Linked DNA regions of Homo sapiens: region 1 is linked to region 2. A link is a contact called in ENCODE Hi-C or POLR2A ChIA-PET data. All regions are on one chromosome and are shown on one strand. The core of a region is the stretch at or near the end of the contact, and the rest is flanking DNA. Distances in the headings are between cores, read along the strand shown. Region 1 holds the start of UBE2Q2 (ubiquitin conjugating enzyme E2 Q2). Region 2 holds the start of C15orf39 (chromosome 15 open reading frame 39).

Region 1 (5,690 bases), core at 1-2,500, 640 kb after region 2:
TGGGAGCACTGTGCAACTACATAGGTTGGACGCATATGCAGCTGGTCCTGCCTCTTGCACTTACGATTGCACACACTATTGTCTGCCAAATTGGGATGTATTCCTTTGGACTGCTATCCAGACCTTTATTCATTTTTTGAGCACCTACAATGTGCCAGGAATTGTGCTAGTGGTGGGGATTCCAGATAAGAGCGAGCATTCAATTCAATCATATCGGGTTTCTACTATATAACAGGTCTTGTTCTAGGTCCTGGGGATACAGCTCTGAACACATTAACACGGGGCAGAGACAAGGAATAAATGGGTTAAAGATCAGATAGTGACAGGTGCCCAACAAAAACTTAGCACAGGACGATGTGACACAGGGTGACTATTTGAAATGGGTTGTGGTGGGGGGTGCCGGAGATGATATTTGAGCTATGAGTTTAGTGAAAATAGTGGGCAGCCCTAGCTCCATGGGGGTGTGGGTGGGGAGGGTTATCTTAAGCTTGGGAAACAAGGCAAAATAAGGAAAGGGGGGAGAGAGAGACTATATACGGCAGAGTGAACACAGGTGGTAGCTAAGGGAAGGGATGAAATCATGGGACACCTCCAGGCAACAGCCTCCAGGGGCTAAACCATCGTCTTGGGTAAATGGATGGTTTGAGAGCAAAGGCGGGAGCAGCGAGTCCGGTGAGAAGGTCCTCACAGGAACCCAGGCTGGTGAGAAGGTCCTCACAGGAACCCAGGCTAGCGAAGCGGTGGCTCGGACTAGGGTGAAAGTAGCGGAGGTAACGCTGGGTGAGCCGCACCCGCGTCTCCCACGAGGTCCCCCCAGTGAGGTTAGCGGGTGCCGCGCCGAGCGCCAAGCTGAGGAGCCGCCCCCAGGGGCTGGCGCTAGTCTGCAGCGGCGCCGACGTGGCCGGCGCGATCCGCCACGCACGTGTCCGGCTCCAGGCCGGGGGCGGGGGCGCGCGGGGGTCTCCGGCTCCTCCCCGACTTCTGGGGCCCGGGCGCCAGCTGGCCCCGAGCCTCCAGTCCGCGGGTGCGAAGAACGGAGCAGATGGGTCGGGAACAAGGGAGCTGGGTCAAGGCGAGGAGGGGGCGGCCGGGCGCGCGCGCTCTGGCCTCGTGCACGCGCTGAAACCGGAGCGCGCAGGGCGCGCCAGGGTGAGGGGGACGGGGGCGGGGTGGGGGCAGCCCTTTCCCAGGCGGTAGCGGGGGCGGCGTCGCTGTTGCCCTTTTAAGCCGCGGGGCCGCCGCCTCCTGCCGCTGGAGTCGGTTACAAAGGAAGCGCCACCCAGGCCGCCACACGCCGAGGCTTCCGCGCCCCTCGCCATTTTCCAGCAGCGCTCGACGAGGCGGAGCCGCGAGAGCGCGGCCCAGGCCGGCCCCGCGGGGCGGTCGCGGCCGTGACGGCGGCTCCGGGCCCGGCTCCCCTTCCGCGCCCGGCTCCCCTTCCGCGCCCCTCCCGCCGGAGATGAGGGGAAGATGTCCGTGTCAGGGCTCAAGGCCGAGCTGAAGTTCCTGGCGTCCATCTTCGACAAGAACCACGAGCGATTCCGCATCGTCAGTTGGAAGCTGGACGAGCTGCACTGCCAGTTCCTGGTGCCGCAGCAGGGCAGCCCGCACTCGCTGCCGCCGCCACTCACGCTCCACTGCAACATCACGGTGAGGCGCCCGGCCGCGGCCCCGCGGGGCAGGGCGAGGACGGAGAGGGGGCGCTTCGAGTCCCGGGACAAAGGGGAGCCTGCCCCGGAGAGGCTCCGGCTCCCCGGGCGGGGCAGGCCCGCCCCTTTCCCCCGCGACTTGCCCATCCCAGGCCGGGCTGGGACTGCGCGAGGCTTGGGTGGGAGGAGGCGGAGGGCGCGTCTTTCCGGCTTCTCGCCAGGGGCTGGCTTGGGGGCTTCTGGCCCATCTCGGTCCCCGTCTCCTAGCCCCGAGGGGGGAGTCCGCGGCGGCCCAAGCCCTTGTGGGGTCCATGGCCGCCCTCAGCCGGCCTGCTCCCGGGACCGGGGCGGGGCGGGGCGGGGCGGCGCAGCTCCGGCTGTTGTTTGAGCCCAGGCCGGCAAGGGGAACGGCCCTTAAGTTTTAACGCCTCATTTTTCAGTCGGATTTTCCTTCTTCCCGCTTGTTCAGCCAATTGTTTTTAAGTTTGCGTTTAAGGAGAAACTGACAATGAGAATGGACTCGTTGACGGAGGAAAAGTTGGAATGCAGACTCTGGTGCTGTTTGAGCGACCCCTCTCCCCCGGGCCTGGCTGCGCGCTGCTGTGTTCTGGAAAGGAGCATAGTACCGTCGTTGCGGCAGGTGGTGTTGAGTGTGTATTCGTGTGGCCCCTCCCTTGTGTGTAAGCCTCGAAAATGGATAGGTGAAAGGAGATACGCGCCAGGGCTGCTCCCCGGAAAGATCACGTATGTCACAAAGCCGAAAAGACACTTTTAAAAACTCACTCATTAAGCGGAAATCTCATTAGAAACCCAAGGCTTGGTAAAGGAATTGAAGTATTAAGTTTCTCCATAAAAGTGTATCGTGAAGCTATTCGTCGTGAAATTGATGTAGGATATTGGTCCAAACTGCAGAATATTCTCTTGGTTATAATAGGCGTCAAGGTGGTGGCTTCGGGCTCCTTTTCAAACATGGCTAAAACCAAGTCTTGTTTTTAACTCCCTTTGGTTGAGTCAGTGGGTACTCAAGTGCCTGCAGGGTGGCTGGCGTTTGCAAAAACCTTGATGTTATAATTGACCTTAAAATGGTTACCAGACTATCTGGGCAGAAGGTGTGTTAATTTCAAAAAAAAAAAGACAAGTGCTGTACTGAGGAGATAATTCATTTATTGAATGAATACGTCTGAGTGTTCTGGGCACTAGTGTTGCAGAATTGAGTGAAGTCGTCCTCGCTCTCAGAACTCAGTCTTCTTGGGGGAAGAGTTCAATAAGGTGACAGCTCCTGTGGTATCATCAGGAAAGCCAAAGCAACTAATTTTGACTTGGGGGAGGTGCGCTTCAGGGAAGGCTTTGATGAGAGGCTGAGACAGTTAGAGATGAGCTTCCACAGGTGACTACAATTTTGGAAGGCTGGCGGAAGGGCATTTTAGACTGAGGAAACTCCACCCAAAGAAGACACGGAGATTTGAGAAAGTGTGGTTTCCTTAGAAGTAGAAAATTTATGCTAAGACTTGAGAAGCCCACGATACAGGCTGGAGAAGGGGAGGATTTTCCAAGAGTGGAAAACAGAAAGTGTAGTAGTTGTCATGAAGCAGGTGTTTTAAGGAGACGGGCCTGAATGGCTTCGAGGGTGATTACTCTGGTAGAAGTTGGGGCATGGCCACGAAAAGGTAGGGCTGGTTTGAATGATAGGAGACTGAATTTGTAGGCTGTGGGGAGCTACTAAGTTTACTCAGGTAAGTTGGGAGAATGTATCTTTCATCCAGGATTAGAAATGGTTCTCTACAGTGGGTGGCATTAGGAAATGTGGTTATCCCAGTGGGGGTGGGGTGGTCTTATTGCTGTGCCGGCATTTAGTGCTAGGAGTACAGGGATACCAAATGTTTTGCAACGTTCAGGCAGTCTGCCACAGCAAAGAATTATCCCACCTAAAGTGCCACTGGTGCCCCATCGAGAACCATATTGAAGGCTGGTAAGAGTCTGCTGCAGATAAAAATAAGGAGTGATGACCTGGATTAGGCAGTGGCAACAGAAATGGAGCAAGAAGTGAATGAGACACTTTCAGTACAAGGAGGATTTAGTGAGGACTAGTGTAATGGCACCCACCGCTAGGTAGAAACTATTAAAATTGACTTGCTAGTGAAATATGACAGACTATCAGGAGATAATTATCATGGCAGCTGCTCAGTACAAATGTCTGCTAACTTTTTATTATGGAAAATCATCAAATGTACAAAAGTTGAACAGTGTAATGTAGCCAGCCTCAACAATGATAAACTTTTGGCTAATCTTCATCTGTACTCCACTTTAGATTATTTTGAAGCAGATTCCAGACAGATCACTTCATCTGTAAATATTTCTGCTTGTATCTTTTGAAGGTAAAAGACTCTTTTATTTTTTATTATTATTTTTTGAGACGGAGTCTCGCTGTGTCGTCCCAGCTGGAGTGCAGTGGTGTGACCTGGGCCCACTGCAACCTCCGCCTCCCAGGTTCAAGCAATTCTGCTGCCACCGCCTCCCGAGTAGCTGGGATTACAGGTTTCCGCCGCCACACCCGGCTAATTTTTGTGTTTTTAGTAGAGACGGGGTTTCACCATGTTGGCCAGGCTGGTCTTGAACTCCACCTCAAGCTCCCAAAGTGCTGGGATTACAGGAGTGAGCCACCGTTCCTGGCCGTAAAGACTCTTTTAAACATGGATGACTGTTTTGATAAAATGACATGGCTTGTTCATGTCGATACCATTTGCTTAGAAGGGAAAGATCAAGGGAAAAATGGGGTTGGATTTCAAATGATTTGGTTTGATCGATGATTTGTTATTCTCTAAAGTTGTAACTCTGGAAAAGGTAATGAGTTTGACTTATTCTTTAACTTTTCCTCTTTAGACAGTTCAAATATTTGAATTCTACATGCTAGGACTTGTTTTCTTTATACTTACCAAGAAACATCCTTATGCAGTTTCTCTAATGTTTGAGAAACTAAGTTGTTTTTTACACACGTGCATGCTAGTTCCTGAAGAGTCCTGTACAGGTGCTCTGCTGGCTTTTCCTTTCAGGTTTCTGTATCAGCTGTATTTCTCCCTGTAGAATGTGCCCCTGACCTCCACCCCTTAACCTTACCCCATTTGTCTTTATATGCCTGACCATCCGTCAAGGCTCTTCTGGGTCATATTTAGTTCATGCTGTTATTTCCCCTTCCTCCCTTCTTTAGTCCTTACTATTTTTGCTTTGGTCATGTTTTCTTATGCTGTATTCTGTAAGCCTTTAAATTTTTCTTTTTATGGTGGCAGGGGAGAATATTTTATAATTATGCTTTGTGCTTTTTATCTTCCACTCAATAAATGCTTCATAAATATTTGAGTATATAGCGCTATTCTAGCTGTATTGTATTTGAACAAAAATCTTAACTGCCTTGTAAGTTAACTGCTAAGAATTTGTCAAAAGTGCAGAGATAACATCAATAACTTGTCATGGATAGTACAAAAAGGTCTCTAAGGGCTTGATGGAAGTCTGTAAATTGACTTCATATGAGAGTGTAAGAAGTGAAAAAGACCAAAACAGAGTAGATGTTTTACTCTGTAGGCCAAGGGAATTGAGCTAATTCTTTTCCTGTTTTATAAATTTGTCCTGATCTTAAATAATGAAGGGAAAAGAGTGCTCTTTTTCAACCTCGAGTCCTTTTTATTCTTTTCTGTGAAGCCATGATATGAAAGATTGCCTGTTATACAAACTTAAGTATAGTTTTTCCATCTTCAGTAAACTAACCTGATTGCCGTCTAATTAGTTGTTACAATCACACCGAAATGCAAAGCAGCTTGTTTTAAGCAGCCTTATTGGGAGCTAGTATATGGCTTTAGTCGTTTTGAAGTATTTAACATAACTTGGCAACTCCATTACTCCTTTTATGGACTTTTTGGCATCTGGGCATTCTTGGTAGGAAATCACTGTTTTAGAATGAAAAATCTCCCCCAGGAAGTAAATTAGCTAGTAAACAAATGAAACTTCATTTTTTATATTACTTGTAGAGCATAAATGATTACCCTTTCT
Region 2 (5,705 bases), core at 2,048-4,547:
ATGTGGACAAGTGGCCTCCCCCTCCTCCTCTAGAGCTACTGTTACTGGTTGAGGGTAGTTGCCCAGGTTCTTGGTGTTTTGAACAAAGAATTGGACAAAAGGCACAAGCAAGGCAGCAAAACCTCCAGCAAGAGGCTCAGGAGCACTGGTTACAGAATTTTCTGGGGTTTATATACCCTCTAGAGGTTTCCCATTGGTTCACCCTAGTAGCCCGCAACCAGTCTGATTGGTTGAAGAGTAGGCCCACGACCAGTCTGATGGGTTGTGGGAGGGGACCAATCAGAGGCACTTTCACTTTCCAGCTGCCACTCAGCAACTGCCATACAGCAAAAGGAGGGATTGCAACTACCATGCAGCAACTGCCACCTTGAAAGAGAAGGGGTTGAAGAGTAGTCTCTAATATCCAGCACCAGTTGGCCTTAGGTTCCCTGCCTCCAGACCTTATTCTCCTGCAACATCACCACTGGTTGAAACCTTACTACAAATCAAGCTGTGAAGTCACTGGAGCCCTGTAGCAAGTCATGTCCCTGTAACGATGAGTGAGCTGACAGCTAAGGGGCTTGCCTAAACCACACAGGTCAGTGGATCAAACCCCAGTGTGCTTGTTTTTCAAACTCCTGCTTCACATGGTTGTAAGAATTAAATGAGATATCAATTATCTCATAGATAGATGTAGGAGCTCCATGCCCAACCACTGACACTGAGATATCCCTCTTCTGGGAGGGGAGAGGGAGCAATGAGGAAATAGAGGGCAGACAGGGCAGCAAAAGCAGTCTGAGGGGCCTCTCAGGAGGAGGCAGTGTCTATAGCTGGGTCTGCAAGGATGGAAGGGGGCATTGCTGTGTGTCTTAGGGAAAGGTGCCATACTTCTCTGTTTCTCTGCCTGTAGAGTAGCTGCCAGCTCCACCTCACACGCCTCTGGGGTAAGGGAGCTCCTCCAAGGAAGGAGATTTGTAAATAGCAGGTGTGGCCTCATTAGAGGGAGCACCATTGTTATTAATAACCATAAAATAATGAGCCAAGGCTCAGGATCTGACCTTTTACCTTGCATTCCCAGGGAGCCAGGAGAAGTAACTGGTGTCTGGGGTGGGGTGGAAGAGGAGTGTGTGTGTTGCATGTGAAACCTGGGCAGACCTGGTAGTGGTAGGGGTGGGGTGGGGTGAGGAGAAACCTCCTTTTTACACTACTTTCTTTTTCTGTGTTAACTCTACTCGGGAAGGCCATATAAGGACAGACTGTTCCCTTCTCTGCTTTTATTCACACTATTCCTTCTGATTAGAATATCACATCTCTGCAAGACCACAGTCCTGATAAAAACATGTGGAGCTCCCAAGGCAGTTATCTTGTATTGATTGCCTTCATTCTCTATAGGCTCCACAGACGACCATTGGTATAGGGAGGAAAATGGCAAGGTCAGAGCCTTCAGGAGCTCATAGTCTGGGGACACTCTATGAGCTTCCTAGAGTTTACAAGCAATTTCCCACACTGATGTTGGCCGACACCACAGTTGCTAAGGCAGGTCTCTCACTGCTCTCTTTTTGCAATGAGGAAATTTGAGGCTCAGAAAGTTACAAAGTAGCTCCCAAGTCCCCCAGTGTTGCCTCCTTTCTTTGGCAGTCCAGGGTGTTTAAGTGATGCCGAAAAGGAACAGACATACTGTTGAGTGGGGCTGCTGTCTGTGTGAGGTGTCCCTGAATTAACACAAGGCTCAGCAGTGCTGCAAATCTTAACTAGCCCCTATTGTCTCAGATGGCTGCTCATCCTGGCCTGGTTGGGTCCCATTCCAACTCAGGGAAATTGGAGAGACCACTGGGCACATCTGAGCACACAACCTGAGCGTCCTAGACCCCAAGGGCTAAGAACACAGCCCTCCTTCCACCCCACTAGCAGGGCAGGGACAGGGTCGCCGGCGCGGTGCTGGAGGAGGAGGGGCGAGCAGAGTTGGTAAGGGGCAAGAGCAGTGAATAGCCTGTGACCCACGGGGCTGCAGGCTGGGGTTAAGGGTATGATGTTTGGTGTGACCCCTAGCTGTCCGCGCGCAGATGTATTTTCCTGACGCTAAGGTGTGGCTGCAGGAAGGGCCCCAGGCTGGGAGCCAGGAGATCTGGGATTTTGTCCCAGCCTGCTGAGTGACCTGGGGAAAGCCCCAACCCTCTCTGAGTGTCTCTCCCTATATGGTTCCCGACTCTATTTCTAAGGTCCTTCCAGCTCTAAATGAAGTGACACTCTCCCCCCACCTCCCGCCCCCGCTCCCCAGGTGACCTCACTTCCTCTTCCTACCTGCAGCGCCCAGCCCCTCCTCCTCAGCTCCAGCTGCTCCAGCTGCTTGGTGATTCTTGGAACCTGCAGCCTCAGGCCTGCTCTGCTCTGACTCAGGCAGAACTTACCTTTGGGATCTGAGGGGATAGTTTTGCTTCCTGAACTGACTCTGACCTTTGGCATGTCCACCTGCCCTCCCCTTCCCCACTGCACACACCTGTTCCCAGTCCTCGGGCAGCCCAGGAGCTTTGACGGACCAGATTCCTTCAGATAAAGTAGCAGCACTGAGGGGCTCTCATCCACAGTCAGATGGTCCAGGGAGAGGCACCCCTTCCCCCCTCCAGCCTCTCTTTGCAACACACCATTCCTGGCTGGGCGTGCTCCACTCCACCCGCCTCACAGGCTGCGCGCCGGTCTGCCTCATGGAGGGAGCCTCACCCAGGCTACTTTGCAAATCCCCCAGCACCCTCATTCCCGGCCCTTCCAGGGATGGGGAGATTGCCGCTTCCTCAGACAGTTGCCGTGCCCTAGCAGGAGTCTGGAAATTGCCCTCATTGACTACAACGAAATGAGGGGACAGATCAAGGAGCCCTTCTCCAGCCCCCTAATACACTAGTGCTGGACAGGGGAATGCCGGCACCTACTGTGTGCCAGATATTTGCAAACACCCTTTTCCAAGCTTACACCGCCACCGCTATGAGGAAGACAGAATTCCACTTTTGCAAATAAGGAAACTGAAGCTCAGCGAGGTCAAGCGGCAGGCGCAAGGTCACATCGCAGCAAGTGGCAGTGAATGAACGATCTAAGGGAGCGACTGAGGGCGCGTGACGGGCCCGCCGGGCACTGGTTCGTGGAGCGTGGCGGTTACGGGCGGTGCACAGCGCCCGCAGCCCGCTCCTAGCGAGCTGGCCCCACGCGGGCCCTCCGCACCCGCTGCCCACAGGAGCGCAGGCTCCCAGAGGCGGGGCCGGGCTCTTCCCCAACCCTGCGAGTCGCCCCGCCCCCGCCCCGCCCCCAGCCCGCCCCGCCCGGGACCGCAGACGGCGCCCAGCGGCGGCGCGAACGGCAGCTAGGAGGGTTGCTCCGGGCTTGGTGCTCACTGCGACTTCCCGCGCAGGGCCCGGTCGGACTAGGACCCGCGGCCTGAGAGACGCTGGAGGATGCGGACGCGGAGGCCGCCTGGGGTAGCGGCGGCGGGAGTCCTGGCGCTCTGCAGGTAGGAGCTCGCCCGCTCGGCGGGCGCGGAAACTTGGGCCGAGTTTGCGGGCGGCGCGTGGAGAAGGGGCGGGTGGCGCTGCCCCAGGGCGCCCCTACCGGCCGGCCCGGGGACTGAGGGAGCCGCGCCTGGGCCGAGGGGCTGCGGCTTCTGGCTGCCGCCGGCCCCCCGCGAACGGGCTGCGGGGCAGGGGTGGCGCTGCTGCTCCGACTTTCCCCGGACTTCGAGGCTCCCGGGACCTGGTAGCGCTCTGGGTCTCCGGCGGAGAACAGGCGCCTAATCTGGCGAGAAGGAACTCAGGCCGAGCCCTCCGGCCTCCCGCAGGACCCTGTCACGTGGATTGCTGGGGGATGGCGTTGAGGAGGAGGTATGGGGACAAGGGGGCACTGGAGGGCTGGGCCTGGGGGCGCCGGGCGCTGAGGCACCGCGGGGCCCTGGACGCGCCCTGCTGGGATGGGACGGCCCTGCGGTTTTCTCGCCACCTCTTGACTCACCCCTCTGGCCTCAGCCCAGGCTGGCAGGATCGCCCTGAGGCGGAGGCTGCCCGGACCCTGTCGCCGGGCCGCCCCTGTTCCGGGACCTCCCGCCGGTCCGCGGGCGTCGGTGTGGGGCTGGGTGCGCGGGCCTGCCTGCGTGCACACGTATGCCCGGGGCCCGAGCGAGGGGAGAGCGCAGTTCTGGAATGGCGTGTGTGCAGATGTGGGCCATGCACGTACGTGCAGGCACGGGTTTGCATGCGTGGCGGCGGCCTGTGTGTCAGCCTGCTGGATGCACGTGCGTCTCGGCGCCGCCGGGAGGGGCTTGGGGACACCCGGAAGCCCGCCAGGTCGGGTGCGGCGGCAGCCTCTAAGCGAAATCGGCTGTGGGCCCTAGGCACCCGAGTTATGTTCAGGGCGGGTAGGGGAAAGGGGATAGAGACCGATCCCGTTCGCTTTCCCCTCCACTGGAGACTTTGGGCTGCCCCAGGTTGGGTTGTAGCGTCTGGAGAGCCCAGAGCCTCAGGTAGGGAAGGTGGGAGATGGGAGAACACTCGGCGAGGCCCGATCCAGCCCTCCGGGAGAATCCAGATGCTGGCCACAATTGGGCAGGAATCGCGCTCTTCTTCCTGGTCTTTGCCATCGGCCATCCCGAGGCCCCTAGAAGGTGAAAGTGGGAACAGAGAGCTGTTTCCTTTCCCACTGCGTAAGGCAGGGGCGGTGCTGCGGTGGTGGGCTCTTCTCCGGGACCCTGGCCTGGGTGCTGGCTGAGTGACGTTGGAGCTTGGCAGAGAGGATCAACAGAGCTGCCTCTCAAGGATGATCTGAGCCTGCTCCCTGGGCACCTGCCCTTTCCGAGAGCTTGCTTGCCTCAGTATGGGTCAGGGAAGGAGGCACCTACATTTTGGCAACTGTCTTGAGTGGAGGAGTCGTCTCCCTTGAGAGAGTGTATCCTGGGCTTTCCACCTCCTACTGGCAGGAGATCAGGTCATTCCCACACCCCTAAGAGTTCTCTGTTGGCTCCCTGAAGCCGCCACCCCTCCCACAAAGACTCCTGAGGGTCCCAGGTGGTTTCCTGTCTATTGACTGGGTCCCAGATAGGGGCCTCAAGAAGTCTCCAGAGCAAAGGGTATTCCATGGGCTGAGACCCAGGAGAGAGGGACTCCTGGGGTGGGGGTGGGGACCCAGCAGACCCCAAGAAGCATGTGGGGGAGGTGAGACCAAAGTCAGTACTTAACCCAGAGTGTCCCAAGGGTGGAGGTGGGGAGGATCCACACTTCAAAACCCTACAGTTCCTTCTCACAGCATTGCTGTGGAGTGAGATGGGGGCTTTCACCCCTCGATAGCAGGTTTCTATCATAGGACACTGCTGTTGGGACTGTCACCTGTGTCCTAATGGCCCCTCTGTGTCTTCTCTAGGCTGGCCTGAGGTGTGGGGTTCTGTCCAGGAGATGAACCAGCTTGCTTTCTGGGTCTGCCTTGGTGGAAGTGGGCATTGGCCCCCACACTAGCCTTGTGTTTTCTAACCCCAAAATGTGCCGGTCTAACTCAGCCTGTGGCTGTCATTGGCTCCAACCAGAAGAGGCAAGGAGAGGGCTGGTCCTTGCTTGCCAGTCACTGAAACCTGTGACACTTTGCCCTAATCATAGCAAGATTGAGCTAGGTGGTCCTTTCTAAGCTACTGAGAGTTTCCAGGAATAGGGTGCTGGCTGGGGGAGGTAGAGGTAGGTCAGTGTGGCCCCAGAAGACAGGCT

The links. A loop is a pair of places that touch in the nucleus more often than their neighbours do. ChIA-PET counts read pairs that join two places held with the same protein, here RNA polymerase II (POLR2A). Pooled maps may share reads with other maps.
Region 1: a loop to region 2 is called in a map of CD8-positive, alpha-beta T cell, with 30 times the contacts of the local background. The contact joins the promoter of UBE2Q2 here to the promoter of C15orf39 in region 2. A Hi-C loop is called at or near these places in 2 of 168 maps with a recorded cell type or tissue (CD8-positive, alpha-beta T cell and naive thymus-derived CD4-positive, alpha-beta T cell) and 7 of 50 pooled maps. POLR2A ChIA-PET finds 5 or more read pairs at or near these places in 1 of 52 experiments (activated CD4-positive, alpha-beta memory T cell).

The regions. Positions count from the first base shown.
Region 1 is chr15:75,842,197-75,847,886 of GRCh38, forward strand. UBE2Q2 (ubiquitin conjugating enzyme E2 Q2) reads left to right here and starts at 1,251. Exons shown (of 13, transcript NM_173469.4): 1 at 1,251-1,650. The coding sequence starts at 1,471. RefSeq lists silencers at 832-1,011, 1,052-1,191, 1,332-1,411, 1,662-2,061 and an enhancer at 1,333-2,230.
Region 2 is chr15:75,198,585-75,204,289 of GRCh38, forward strand. It overlaps C15orf39 (chromosome 15 open reading frame 39), which reads left to right and starts at 3,298. Exons shown (of 3, transcript NM_015492.5): 1 at 3,298-3,475. RefSeq lists enhancers at 975-1,044, 1,455-1,634, 2,901-3,623 and silencers at 3,105-4,264, 4,385-4,434.